Regions from separate parts of the Homo sapiens genome. Here region 2 is linked to region 1. A link is a loop called in an ENCODE intact Hi-C map of the cell type or tissue named here. Cell type or tissue: gastrocnemius medialis. All regions are shown on one strand. Links, peaks and the distances in the headings refer to the core of each region. The heading gives the core; the rest is flanking DNA. Region 1 overlaps UGP2 (UDP-glucose pyrophosphorylase 2). Region 2 overlaps MDH1 (malate dehydrogenase 1).

The links. A loop is a pair of places that touch in the nucleus more often than their neighbours do. Peaks named below come from ENCODE experiments on the same cell type or tissue, not always from the same donor. Only the 100,000 strongest peaks of a DNase experiment are listed, where the experiment ranks them.
Region 2: a loop joins it to region 1, with 15 times the contacts of the local background. A loop is called at or near these places in 13 of 110 quality-filtered maps.

The regions. Positions count from the first base shown.
Region 1 is chr2:63,886,482-63,892,175 of GRCh38, reverse strand. UGP2 (UDP-glucose pyrophosphorylase 2) reads right to left here. Exons shown (of 10, transcript NM_006759.4): 7 at 5,638-5,694; 8 at 4,532-4,774; 9 at 1,991-2,095; 10 at 616-1,056. The coding sequence ends at 949. It overlaps VPS54 (VPS54 subunit of GARP complex), which reads left to right. Exons shown (of 23, transcript NM_016516.3): 23 at 1-26. Among named protein-coding and RNA genes, the nearest start is that of UGP2, 47 kb to the right of the region's middle. RefSeq lists a silencer at 3,067-3,361. In gastrocnemius medialis, for the core only: a CTCF peak has its summit at 3,178 (motif pointing right); DNase peaks (open chromatin) are centred at 3,195, 3,595 and 3,985; H3K27ac peaks cover 5,000 bases.
Region 2 is chr2:63,589,594-63,598,767 of GRCh38, reverse strand. MDH1 (malate dehydrogenase 1) reads right to left here. Exons shown (of 9, transcript NM_005917.4): 2 at 4,182-4,280; 3 at 3,249-3,345; 4 at 1,194-1,369. It also overlaps a transcript of WDPCP not described here. Among named protein-coding and RNA genes, the nearest start is that of MDH1, 5.2 kb to the right of the region's middle. In gastrocnemius medialis, for the core only: no CTCF peak of the experiment used is centred there; no DNase peak of the experiment used is centred there; H3K27ac peaks cover 4,657 bases.

The DNA.
Region 1 (5,694 bases), core at 695-5,694:
TCTAAAATAAAGCTGTAAAAAATTAACAGACTTTAAAAGGCAACTTTTTTTTAAGTGGTATATTGTGAACTTTAAACAAGCAGCCTACTCAAAACAAGTATGGATGAATTTAAAGAAAAGGCATAAATTGAACTACCAGCAGACCTGAATGGAAAGATTATTAATGATCATTTTTTCAGTGATAATAAACAAGCTTCAGGAAATGAAGCTTCAGGGAAAGGGAACTTTTTATGAAGCTATACCCCCTACCTCACTATAGAAGAGTACAAGGATGTGAAGAAATGCCTTCCCTTTGCCCACCCCCGTCAGCTGGGAAAATAAATGCCACTTTGTTTCAATAAATGGAGAGTTTGTGGAAAGCATGGCAGGCATCCCAGTTTTAGAACTAGATGAAAGGTAGGTACTAAAGAAAATACCTTCAGTTTAATTCCTGTGGAAATAATGGTATGATTAAGATTCTTAGAAATGCCAAAAACTGGACTCATTAAGTACACACTGGCTAGGTAACTAGCCAGTGTGTACTTAAAGGGCAAATCTTCCAACTAATATAGTAACTGTCTAACAACAATAAACCAGTTTATAGTTAGCATTATAAAGTACCAGTGTACACAAGTATTGCTTCACTGCTTTATTTTTGAAATCACAAGCAATTCAAAGTGATCATCATTGAGGCTTCTGTTAAAAGTTCTTCCAAAGTTGCCCAGTTTTAAGATTAAACAATATTGCACTTTAAGATGAACTAACTTTTGGGATTCTCTTCAAAGAAGGAAAGTATTGCTCCATCTGTGCTTTTCTTAGACTAAAAGCATACTGCAGAAAACTCTATTTTAAAAATCAACACTGCAGGGTACAGTAACATAGTAAAGTACCTGCCTATTTTAGAATCCTAGAGAACATTTCATTGTAAGAAACTAGCCCATTATTTAAGTGTCCACAGTATTTTTCATTTCAGTGGTCCAAGATGCGAAGGTTTCCAGACACAATCTTGTTCTCTAATACTGCTCCAGGTGGGATATCAATTCTGTCACCATGATTTGCAATGATGATAACCGTTCCCTAAGTGACAGGGAAAACAAAAGAGTGTACTTGCAACTGAAATGCAATTTGATTATCTTACAGTGATCAAGTTTATGTACAACTTTTTTTTTTTTACAGTGAAGTAACTTTTTTTATAAACAATATTAAACATGAAAAACAAATAACAGTTAAGGAAAATTGTAATGTGTCCTTCTGTAACAATCCTGGCAGTAGTTCTAGATTCTCTGTCTCCTTGTTAGAGGTAGAACTAAGAGCGGGAAGTGGACCCGGTGCCACAGCATGGCCAGCCCCTTTTGGAGGCCTACTTGCAAGGCCACCAGCATTATCTAACCTTCATAGAGAAATTAAAAGGTGCTTGGTTTACATTTACATATAGGGCTTTTGTTGTTGTTTTTATAACAGTTTACTGATAAGATTTTTCATGTCTTAAGTCTTTAGGCAGTCTCAGCAATAAAATTCAATATATGTATTTGTTTTTTCAAGATCTTCATTTAAGTAAGTAGCTTTAATGGGAGGAGTATATGAAATCTAGTTAGGAGATTTTTTAAAAAATTACATGATTTGGAAAAAGCTATTGTATCTTTGGTGAGCTTTAATACTTTTATACCCCCGTTTCCCTCCTATTTCTTACGTGAGGCTGGAATGACACTGAAGAGTACCTGAGTACTACAATAATGTAAATGAATATTCTTACAGTGATAACATTCCTTTAATAGGTTATATTCAGTACAAATTGTCATTTTTTTTCTGCTTTTACTCAATCATCTTTAGTAAGCTAATGCTAATAGTGATCCTATTTTAAAGATTCTCATTTCAGTAAAATAATTACACTAGTAATTAAGGTGGCACTAAGACTAACAAGTATTCCTTAAAGTAAATGTAAATTTATGACTAGAAAATGAGACCTATATTGTAAGCTGTAAGAAATATAATTTTCATTGTAACAACATACCTTTAATGAAACATTTTTTCCAAATGTCACATCTCCTGAAACTGTGAGGTGATCCAATTCAAGCATATCTGGTATACTTTCAAATCTTCTTAGATAATCTTGAACCTTACAGAAAAGGAGAAACATAAAAATTTGTCTCAAATGGGTTCAAAGAAAGACAGGAAAAATATTAACAAGAAAGTTTAACTGAACTGTAGAAACCTTTTTTGGCAAAGCTCAGGTCCTCTGTGGGAAGCACCTACTTATTAAGCACTCATTATATGCTAAATGCCGTGCAGGAAAGACCAGGAGCTACAAACATTGTTTTTACACCAAGCAATTTACAAGATAGTTGAGCAGATCTAAGGGTTTTTTTTCTTTTTTTTTTTAAAGATAATCAACATGCCAAGAGCCAGATGAATAGTTCACACAATCTGAATTTAACTGAAAAAAAGAGATCATGCTTTGAAGCAGGCTAGACTGGAGCTGGACTTTAGTGGATAGGTCGGATTCTGAAAAATTAGAGCACATTTTAGGAAGAGCAACAGCACAAATTATTATGTTATCACCATCTTTGTCTTTTTATTTCCTTAGATTTACAAGCACTAGAGATTGTCCTATGTGACCCCGTTTCCTATTTTGCTGGGAAAATGGGAGCAATTAGAAAACTTCCACTTGTTTCCATCCACCACCACCACTACTTTGCCCCCATTGCCCATTACTCTGCCTTCCTAGTACTGGAATTGGACTGCTTCTATTCCTACTTAAAGCCAGCCTCTCCATTTGTTCATCAGATCCCTTCTTATGGCCTATCAAGTGTTGTTTCAGCAACTCTCCCTCTTCAGTCTTTTTTCCCTCCTGACTGCATTCCCATTAATGTATAAACATCCTCCCATTAAAAAAAAACAAAAACTCAAATCCTATATTCCTTTCTACCTATAGCCCCATTTCTCTGTTTCTCTTTAAGGCAAAACTCTTGAGTTTTCGATATTCATATCTCCAATTCCTCGTTTTTCATTCTCTTTTAAATCCATGCCTGTGAGGCTCCCAAACCTCCATACTGATAAATCTAATTCTCATCTTACTTGAATCAGCAGCAGCATTTGACACATGATCAATCCCACTTGAAATATTTTCTTCATTTGACTCTGAGGACACATGCATTCATAGTTTCTAATTCCCCATCTGCATTCTACACATCCACAGCAGGTGGCACCAAACCACACCTGCTGTGGACTAAAACAGACTTGGATGGCAGAGCAGGACCCCATAGGCCAACCACAAAGGCTCACAGTGTCACATTTCATTGATTAAATTTTTTGGATTTCACTTATCAGGCTAGGTTGGAGTTTTACAGCAGGTCCACAGATAGTGCTGTTTTGTTCAATGTTACTTTGTTATAACGCTGATGAGGGGAAAAAAAGGATTGCCAGCCAGGGCTACTGTCTGTGTGGAGTTTGCACGTTCTCCCCACATCTGTGTGGGTTTTCTCCAACTATTCTGGTTTCTTCCCACATCCCAAAGATGTGCATGTTAGGTGAACTGGTGTGTCTACATGGTCCCAGTATGAGTGTGGATATGTGTGAGTGTGCCCTGAGATGGGATGGCGGCCTGTGCAGGGTTGGCTCCTGCCTTGTGCCCTGAGCTGCCGGGATAAGCTCTGGTCACCAGTGAACCTGAACTGGAATAAGTGAGTCAAGAATTATCTTGTTTTTATTAATCAATGTATGTACAGCTCACATTTATTTCAGAGTTTAATATTAGAAGTGTTTTGTTTTTAAAATTTGGTGATATTTTTGTGACCAGAAATAAACTGTAGGAACTGAACTCTTGTTTATATCAATTAGCCTATGGCAAAATGTGTTACACATTGTTCTGCTTACTGTGGCAGTTTCCAAGAACATACTGATGACACTGAGGATGTACTGTACTTGCTATTCCACCTGTCTAGAACACTTTTTGCACTAGATACCGATTTGTCAGACTCAATCAACTCAATGAGGCTGCCTGTGGCCACTCAATGTAAAATTACACCATCAACACCACCCCGCCACCTCCCCAGGCATTCCCTATTCTCCACCCTTGCTTTGTTTCTCCATAGCATTTTCCACCACTTGGTATATCATACATTTACTTACTTATCATCCTTTCCCCACTAGAATGTCAATTCCGTGAAGACAAAGATTTAGTCTGTTTTGTTTACTGCTAAATCCCTAGAACCTAGAACACTGCCCAGTACATGATAGGCATTCAATAAGTATTTGTTAAGCCAGAATTAACCTTTTCCCACTGATGAAAGCAGTACTGGTCTTGGAAGAGACAGAAGATAAAATGCCCCAAAATTTAAAGATTATTTTCTACTCTCCATATGGCAATCATGTTTCAAATGTGAAGTAAAATATTTATCTTCTATGGTCAATTCCCTTTAAAAGGTATCAAAGACAGAGGAATACAACAGGTCAGTGGTAGAGACTGTAATTAGTCTCCAATTCACATGTATATCATATCTTTATAATTACACATTTAAGAAATATGAACTCACATATCTTTATAGTTACGTACCTTCGTAAAAGAACTGCCTAATTTAACCAAGGGCACTGTAGGAAATTCCCGCTTTTCACTCATTGTCAGAGATCCTGCATTAAGACTATAGAGGTTTGACATCACCAGCAAGAGATCTGATGTGGTTTTGACAGGCAGAAAACGGCTCCTTGGCACATTAATACCTAGAGAATTCTCAAAACTTTTGATGGCAGCCCCTACTGCAGTTTCTAATTGAATGACATTCAGGCCTCCATCCAAAGTCTGTAAGAAATTAGGGGTGGGGAATAGAAAACAGAGGTTTTAGGCACCTACAACTTAGTTCCATGTAGGTTAGTTAATATTTGGGAAGTGATTTCAGAGATCCATTGATGGAAAAAAAAAAATTTTTTTTTTTTTTTGAGAAGGAGTCTTGATCTGTCACCCAGGCTGGAGTGCAGTGGCGCAATCTCGGCTCACTGTAGCCTCTGCCCTCCTGGGTTCAAGCAATTCTTATGCCTCAGCTTCCCGAGTAGCTGGAATTATAGGCATGTGCCACCTACCCAGCTAGTTTTTTGTATTTTTAGTAGAGATGGGGTTTCACTATGTTGGCCAGGTTGGTCCTGGCCTCAAGTGATCTGCCGGCCTCGGCCTCCCAAAATGCTGGGATTACAGGTATAAGCCACTGAGCCTGGCCAGAAAAATAATTTTGAGAACTGACATTTATCAAGCACCTATCATATGCCAAACTCTTAAACATGTAATCTTTTTTCAGTCTTAAAACTCTTCTGTTCAGTAATATCATTTCATGATAAACCATAGGTTCAGAAAACTCATGCAAAGTACCGATGGCCAAATGACCTATGAGTGTCAGAGCAACAACTAAGACTGAAGTAGGTTCTCTACTTTTGAAGCCCAGTGTTTTTGCCACTACCACAACCCAGGGTCAAATATAGGGCACCATAACTTGGCACACTAGAGGGGTGACAGCAGATTCTGGAAGACAGGGCTAGGAACTAGAGTCTGAAAAGGCAAAAGGGAGTGACCAATGGAATAGATGGGACAGAGGGAGTGGGCGATGGGGTCTGTGTGTAGCCTACTATGACCTTAGGAACCAGGAAGCTCAATGGGCCACAACCTTGGCTTACCTTTGCATTCACAATGATTTCCATGTCAATGGCATTTTGCTCCTGCAGTCTTTTAAC
Region 2 (9,174 bases), core at 1,757-6,756, 290 kb after region 1:
CAAATAGCCTGCAATTTAGCAGTCTGAACAATCTTCTAATCTTTTACTGGCACCTGTGGATTTCTATTAAACTCATTTATACTATTTTCTGTGATGACAGAAAATAAGTTAACTATTTAAAATGAAGTGCACAGAAAGCAAAAAATGCAGATATCTATGAAATGTTATTGATAGAACATTATAATGGGCAACTTAAAAAATCTTAAAAAATTTTCTTTCACCTTTTTTTGAAAGATAGGAAAGTATATGGAAATCAGTTAAACCTTTAACCGGCAAGCCTATTTGCTGGGTGACAATTAAGTTCTAGTTAATTGATAGTTCACTAATAAAAGAAGGTTTGGCTGGGCGTGGTGGCTCACACCTGTAATCCCAGCACTTTGGGAGGCCAAGACAGGTGGATCACCTGAGGTCAGGAGTTCGAGACCAGCCTGGCCAACATGGTGAAATCCCGTCTCTACTAAAAATACAAAAATTAGCTGGGTGTGGTGGCGTGCAACGGTAGTCCCATCTACTCACGAGGCTGAGACAGGAGAATCGCTTGAACCCGGGAGGCAGAGGTTGCAGTGAGCCAAGATTGCACCACTGCACTCCAGCCTGGGTGACAGAGCAAGACTCCGTCTCAAAAAAATTAAAAAAATTAATAAAAAATAAAAAAGGCTTACTGTAATATTAAGACATATTAGAATCTAAAGTAAATAGTTTGAACACAAAGAGAGAACTATAAGTCATACTGACTCAATTCTTCAAGAGACAAGCATATTAAAATTCCTCTGCATTAAGAAAATCTGAGCATTCAGAAACCACTATCTTCTATTCCTGAGAATAAACTTACCTTACAGCTAGCTATCTCCTTTCACAATCACACACAAATTTAAATGTCTAAATAAATATTCCCACGCAGCAAAAATGCACCAGAAGATCCTGTGCCTTCTCTATATGTTTAAGAACTAATACTAAATTTTCACGTTATACTAATAGGAAAAATATTTTTGAGCACTCTGAATATAGATTTCTATACTGTAAGAAAAAACCCAGAAAGGGAGAGCTTATCAAGCAAAACTCTAGAGCCGTATTTACTGATGATTGTACAGAACTAGAAAAAAGGGCAAATAATTTTGGTTTTGCTTAAATGCTAAAAGCATAAGTTTCAAATGCTAATAATGAAAAATCCCATAAAATACAGCATTGGTCACCTTAACTGACTTCTTGGCGTATTTATCTAAGGCTGCACCCTGGGATTTGAAGATTTTCACATTTGCTTTCAGTAAATCTTTTCTCTCCATGCCTTCCCTTCTTGGCATGGAGCCCACAAGAATGGCCACATCCAGGTCTTTGAAGGCAACGTCTTCTTTATCTGTTGCGATGACATCTGTGGACATGGCAATAAATACGCAGAGCTACTTAAACATCAAAGTTTGAAGTTTTCTTTTTCATATTGAATCTACCCATTAATTCTTTCACTTGTTGCAAGTGTTTACATATCACACTGATATACATTTCAGGAGCCTGAGAAAGATAATATATTAATTTAACAATCATAACATTAGAAATGTCAATAGATTTATTTTGCTTTTCCTGTTTCAATAATTACTTAAATGTCAAAACTCCATAGCTTTTATCTTTTATAATCATATATGATGCAAGGTATAATGATGACTTTTGAAGTGACACTTGTTATTCACACTAATTACCACACAACACAAAAGAGCAACTAATTCACCTAACCTTTAAATTACAATTACTTTAAGGTCTAAGACACCAATCACAAATTTAAAAATAATAAATGTTTATTGAGGAGTTTTGTGCCAGGATAATGCTAAGAGATTTATATTACTATCAAATTTAATCTTCTGATTTTATAGATGGAGACACTGAGGTTTAAAGAGATTAACTCGCCACCATCAAAAGATAATGGAGCTGTAATTCCAGCCTAGGTTGGTCCAGAGTTCAACCACTATGCTCCAGTGCTAGTACAATAAGCAAACATCACTTGCTTTTTGACTAAAGAACATAAGTCATCGCACTTCTTTGTTGATTGTATTAAAAAAGCTATGACCAACATTCAGCATTTTCACTGGAAAATTGGCTAGTTGCATCATAGTCAAGGCTGCCATAAGTCTGAAAATGGGCATAGACAGGAACACCAGTTGGAGAAAAAAAAATTATCTTCCTCTTTCCCAGTCACATGTCCTTATTTGCTGAACTTTCCCTTCCCTGTCATATTCATATCTGGCAGAGGACAAACCAACAGCAATCTGGGCCCTTTAGAGAAAAAGCACAGGGAACTCAGCAGAGAAAGGAATACAAATGGGAAAAAGCAGCAAAGCTGATTTGGAAAGAGCTGTGGGTGAGAAAAGGGAACCAACAGAATAGTGTGGGCAGTCATGTATTCTTCCACAGAACTTTGCAACCAAAAGACTTAGATGGCAGAGTATCCCTTCTAGCAAATGTTTATTCAACAGATGAAGAATTTTAAGGAAAGTTTTTCTTGGAAGGTATGTATTATTTTGCTTTGTGCAAACTTCTAGGAGAGTATCATTAATTAATCCTTACCAAAAGAAAGACTATGATGAAGAAATAGCTGAAGAAAAATATTTAAATTAATTTAGAATATTTTAATAAACTTTTCGATCAAATTTAAGGCTTCCTTATTATATCTGTGTTATAGTTCAATGATTTGCAAAGGCCCTTAGCTGAGCTCTTCTGGGTTTTTTCAAACTATAGAGCATATGGTAAGGACAATTTACACTATGTCTCAACCTGATGATTGGTAGATGGGATGGGGACCGTGTAAGAGGAACCAACCAACTTCCAGAGCAATGTATAGCTATGAAGGACATCCTTCAAAACTGAGAAAGTTTTCCATTACAGGATGCTACTATTACCAGTTAAGCAGACTCCATAACAACACAATGTAGACAATTCCTACGTTGTCTATAATGTGTGTGTGTGTAGACAATTTCAGGTGTATAACCCTTGTGCAATATTACACTTAACTGGTATAATAAATTATATACACACACACATTGGGGAAAAAAGGATAGTCCTTTACCTGACATTGATTGTTGCTCATTTCTTACCCTTATTTATCCTTGGTATACATAAGTAGTTAATAAACAGTGGTAGTTCAAAATAAAAAAATCCTCTTATGAAATAATTTCTAATTGAGAGCCTTTAACAAAAACCTAAAACCTGTATTTTGTAAGAAATCAAATACCATAAAATCCCTTCTCTACTCCCCAACCCACCTTTCAGGAGGGGAAGGGCACAGTCTTGCAGTTCCATTAGGACACCGTCCAGGACACCCATCATGGGGGTGATATCCAACAGCACAAGAATTATAGGCTACCAAATAGCAAGGACAGCATCTGTTAGTGTAGGCTATTTCATTTAGACACAAGAAAGTCTTTTCACATAGTTTTTATTTGGTATGTACATGCATGTAATTCCCATTAATTAGTCATGATGATTATTTTAGGAGGTCAGGTATCTAGCACTATGCCACTTTCAGAAAGAAGGATGCTATAAAACCAGCATTGGTTTGCTAACAGACACAGTGAGAGGAATCACCACTACTCAATTTTAACAGTATATGAAAAAAACATTAAACTGAGTGACATGCTATAGCTTGCTCTTATTGTTAATAGCTGTATATTTGATTTCAGTTCATGGAAAGCTAAGTACAGTATCTGACATGAAAGAATAATTCAGTATCCATGGGTCAAGAAACTGAATAAATGAATACCTTAGAAAAGGATTTTAGTGTATATTAATCAGGCTTGCTGGAAGTCGGAGTGCCTGCTTCAGCGGGGAAGCAGATTTCCTTACTCTTTTGGTTCCAAAGGCCATTTATGAACAAGGGAGTGCTTACTGAGTAACTCTCTCCCACATGACTGTAAGTTACTGTCATTAGTGATATCTCCCATTGACTGACACCTGCTGGTTGCACCAAGTCAACTGAGTACAATATATGGAAGAGTTCTCATTTGCAAAGTGTTTTCAGTGCCTGGAGGCGTACATATAAATACCTTAGTAGCTTCCATTTATAGCAATGTGCCTATTACATTTACTGGGATTACATATTCCTTCACTGTTTAACAATTTGTGTACAACTAAATACAGATTTTTATTAACCATATTCTTACTCTAATAACTTAAGATTTATAGACACCTGTTCCTACCTGATCTTTACCAAAGACAGATCCATTTCCAATACTGTACAGCAGTGAATATGCAATTTGACCAGCTGCTCCAGTCACAAGGACTCTGATTGGTTCAGACTGTAATGAAAAAGACCCATTAACATCTTTAAGTACTACTGTACCTTAAAAATATCCAGGATTTTAATCTATAGTAAGAAATCCACATACTTTAAAAGTGAATGTAAAATTTTAAAGTCCTTTTGCATCTGGCTCAGTAGAAAATGAATGTGCTGCATATTTACGTGGTGTTATTTAACTCTCACCATGTAGGGAGCTAAAAGTGTTATCCTGGATTTACTTACATAATCTTATCCACCTTTTTTGGGATATTTTACCACTAAAATAGGCTCAACAATGTTGATGTGTTCAGTATGTGGTGATCCAAACCCTGGCAGCCACTAGAGCCACACAAATCCTTATTATGCAAAGCCCCCACTCCCATCTGCTCAATAGAATCTTCATACCAAGAAGAAGAGTGAAAGAGGCTAAAACTTTCCATTTACATTGAGCCAAAACATTTAAATAAGACAATTAATCGTGCTTCAACTTTGTCTGGAGGAGGAAAAACAAGATTTTTTATTTCGGGAGAAACAACAGCAACATGTAGTGACAGACAGCTGACAACCTGATTCCAAGGGAAAATTATTTTTAAAAGCAAGGAGGGAAGACATACAAACAGAGATTTCAACAGTTCCTGAACAAAATACAGACATAGAAACAAAGATAACTGATATTCAAAGTGATGACTCTGAGTAAAAAAAGACTAAGCTGACAGAATTTTAAAAGATAGAAATATATCTATTAAAAAGAACAAAACAATAATGTTTAGAAACGTAATGGGTAGGTTTAGTTAGACAGAAAAATTCAGTTAAGGTGAACCATTCCTTTCCCCGATAATGCTGGGTAAATGTACTTCCACTGTCACCTTTACCCCTACCTGCATGGAGAAATGGTCCACTGATGTGACTAAGCCCAGAAGTGTTTGGTTTCTTTTTACTTAAAGTTCCTTCTTCCAGATGAGAGTCACGTCTCTGAGACGAAACAAGGATGGATAGCCTCGAAGGCTTCTTTCAAGCTTCTGACACTAAGCTCTGAAAGTTAGCAGCACTCAGCAATTTGGTACTCACTCATAGAAGTCAAAGAAAAAAAAAAATTTCAAAAAAGAAGTGTCAGGCCAGGGATGGTGGCTCATGCCTGTAATCTCAGCACTTTGGGAGGCTGAGGCAGGCGGATCACCTGAGGTTGGGAGTTTGAGACCAGCCTGACCAATATGGAGAAACCCCGTCTCTACTAAAAATACAGAATTAGCTGGGTGTGGTGGCAGGCATCTCCCAGCTATTTGGAAGGCTGAGGCAGGTGAATCACTTGAACCCGGGAGGCAGAGGTTGAGTGAGTGGAGATCGTGCCATTGTATTCCAGCCTGGGCAACAAGAGCGAAACTCCTTCTCAAAAAAAAAACAAAAAACAACAAACAAAAAAAACAAAAAGTGTCAACTGGTGTAGAGAAATGAATTTGATCATAGCCAACTACATACTACACAATTTTTTTTTTCTAATTTATTACTATTTATAGAAAAATCTTTAATGGCCTACACGTTTTTCATTCTGTCATTTTCCCTTCTTTCCTTGAAGTAGAGTAGGTGAGGAAAAGGGAATACAGGAAGAAATTATTACTCCCTTTCCCTTTAGAATACGAGATCCTTAAGGACAGGAACTTTGTCTATTTTATTTACTGCTGTATCTCAATTGCCTAGAACAACACCTGTCCTGTAGTTGGAACTCTGGTATTTGCTTGAAGGAATAGCTGGGTCCTGTAAAACTATCAAAAAGATGGAAATGTATAAGAACTGTTTGAAAACATATGTAACGTGCTTTAAAAAATTTTTTAAGATATTTTATTTATTTAAGCTATTTCAGGCTGAGTGCAGTGGCTCACACCTACAATCCCAGCGCATTGCGCGGGGGGACAAGGCGGGTGGATCACTTGAGCCCAGGAGTTCGAGACCAGCCTGGGCTACATAGTGAAACCCTGTCTCTTAAAAAAACAATTTAGCTGGGTGTGGTGGCAGATGCTGTAGTTCCAGCCACTCAGGAGGCTGAGGTAGGAGAATCACTTGAGCCTTGGAAGTTAAGGCTACAGTGAGCCATTACTGTGTGAGTGCACTTCAGCCTTGGTGACAGAGTGAGATCCTGTCTCAAACAAAAACTTTTTCATATATACTATGAAAACAAAAGGTATTTTATTCATATATATTATGTATTGAGAAAACTGGAAACTTAGTGACCACAATAGTTCCAACTATAGCTAACAAAATTGTCATTAGTACTAATGATATTACCTTATAAATCCACTGATGAACTGTTTTCTCATTTAATTCATTCATTAAACAAAACATCATTAAGTTCCTATCATGTACTTGGTACTATTTTAGGCCAGGGAATCCATTGGTGAATCACGTGAAGGAAACAAAAAGGATACACCAATTTTCTAAAACAGGGGGCTAGAGAAGCAGTAGAGAGTAGTAATTAAAGAGATGGACTCTGGAGCCAGACTTTCTGTGTTCAAGTCCTGGCTCCACAACTCATTAACTGCATGCTCTAGGACAAGTTACTTAACCTTTCTGTATTATTTCCCCATAGTAAAATGGAGATAATAATAGCAATTACCTAACAAACAGAGTAGTTTTAAGGATTAAAAGAGTTAACACACAAAGCACTAAGAACAGTACGTAGTGAGTATTTATAAATATCATCACAGAATTTTCCTCTAAAGACTTTAATAGCCTGTGGTTTTCTATTTACATTTCTGTTGCTCTGTATTAGGCCATGAAGCGCTCTTGAGAACAGTCTGTCTTTGATATGGATTTGCATTTCCACAAAAAGTATTTGTTGAATGAAGGAAGGTTAGGGTATAAAGTATGAACAGATACTACTTCAATGAACAGCAAACTAGGATAAGAAAAGGGGGGCTGAAGAGAGTGAAGATCACTATCTATTAAGTTTAACTTCCCATAAGGTCACCTATATGGTTAGAATAATGCAGTCAATTTTAGTAGCTACTTAAAAACATGTTCACAGTATCACAGTCCTTAGTGAAGGGGTTGTGGCCACCTAATGAACAGTTAATTCCACCTCAGCAGTTTTCTTCTGTGTCTTTGGGGAAATTACTTTCCCAGGTAGGTAATTCCATCTTATTAATGGTAGTATGAGGCTTAGTGTTTGAATGTCTGAAGATGAAACAGAGAAAGAAAAGTCCATGTATGGTTCTTTCTGCTCTTCTGCAACATTGCAGTTGAAAAGCAGGAGGGTGGGAGAGTCCTGCTGACTTTCACAATGTTATAGTGTGAACATAGGTTACTATTCTTTGCTCAGATATCTGGGCAGTGTGCCAAGGTCCAAAAAAGGAACGTCTTTGCTCTTAGCAGGGCACCAATGACTTTCCTGCAGATGCAGGCTCTGTGCTAACTTCTCAGCTATAAAGATTGAATTTAAGTGTCTGTTATTCCACAGACAGAGCCACATATTTCTTTTTCACTTTCAAATTTATATATATTTCTAAATTACATGTATTTCTATAACACAAAAAACTAAGCAGTACCATTTAGATTCCTTCATACAGTTTATTTTGCTGTCACTCCCTACAGACAACAAGCAAAGAATCCTCCGCTTTGAATGAGCTTACAGAAGAAGGCTCTTTTCTAACTCTGTCCATTCACACACCCTCCTGAGGGGGCAGGGAAATTGAGTCATGTGTGAGTTTGCTGTCAGTTCCAGCAAACTGCCAGACAAATTCTTCCTCATGTTCTGTCTCTGTGTTATCTGGCACCCCAGTGACCTTCCAACGGTGGGGCCTTGCTAGGGAAACTAGCTAAGAATCTGGGGCCCAAAATCTCTGTGACCTTGGGAAAATTATCTGACCTCACCAGACTACATTATAAGAGTAGATAATATAATCTCCAAATTCCCTTTTAATTCTACAATTCCAGTATTTTGAATGGCAAGGAATAAAGCTATCAAGTAATCTACATGCTGATAACATATTTGAGTTTGTATATGCAGTATGAACTGGTAACTTCATCCGGAATCTCAGCTAGTAAAAATAAGTTTTCAGGGAGTTGAGTACACTGTCTCTCCCCCGCTGCGAGACCTCACTGCGGTGGTCCCTATAAAAATAAAAATTCAGAAAGACTTGGTAAGTGTAAGACACAATATAGAAAAATGGCAAGAGTGTGAGACTCTTGGAGCAAATCACATTCTCTTTGGGTCTCGATAAACTCCATTTTAAGATCTGAAGTGGGGAGATTCGTCAAGATGACCTTTAAAAGATCCCATTCAGTTCTAAAAGCAAAAAGTCCAAGGTTATCAGATAATAAGTACCTCTGCTTTCTAGCTAAGGTTATTAGGACAGAAACTACCGAAACCATAATTTAAATGACTAATTATGTGACAAAACATTTAGGAAACCTAGGTTTAACACCTACTGGAAATTAGTAGCTGTCTCCACTGGCCCCGTTAGACAGGCAGAGAGAGTAATGCCCTTGCCTTGAAAACGTGTCTTTTCAGGTTCTGGGAAATTTCCAATTCATTCAAACATTTCTCCACATTCTCCAGCCGTTTTAGTATTTTGCAGATAAAGTAGGAAAAACAGTCGCAACTATAAATACAAGCCATTGTATTGATAGTATGAAGCGATTTCTCTGAGTTTGATGACAAATGTCACCTTCAAGCAGTACGCAGATTATTCCTACGCCAGAGTTCCTTCACCAACTCTCCCCCTCCCCCTCTCTTTCAGCAGAGACAAGCGATGGAGATGCAGGTTACCCAGGTCTTCCATGACAAAATGGTTACTCTGTTACATTTAAGAGAGGTGCTTCTGGAATTCACAATATACAGTTCAATAAAGAATATTTGCAGTAGTTATTTAGTTAGTGATGCTGTCACTTCAATATATCCTGGCATTACAAAAAAGGTC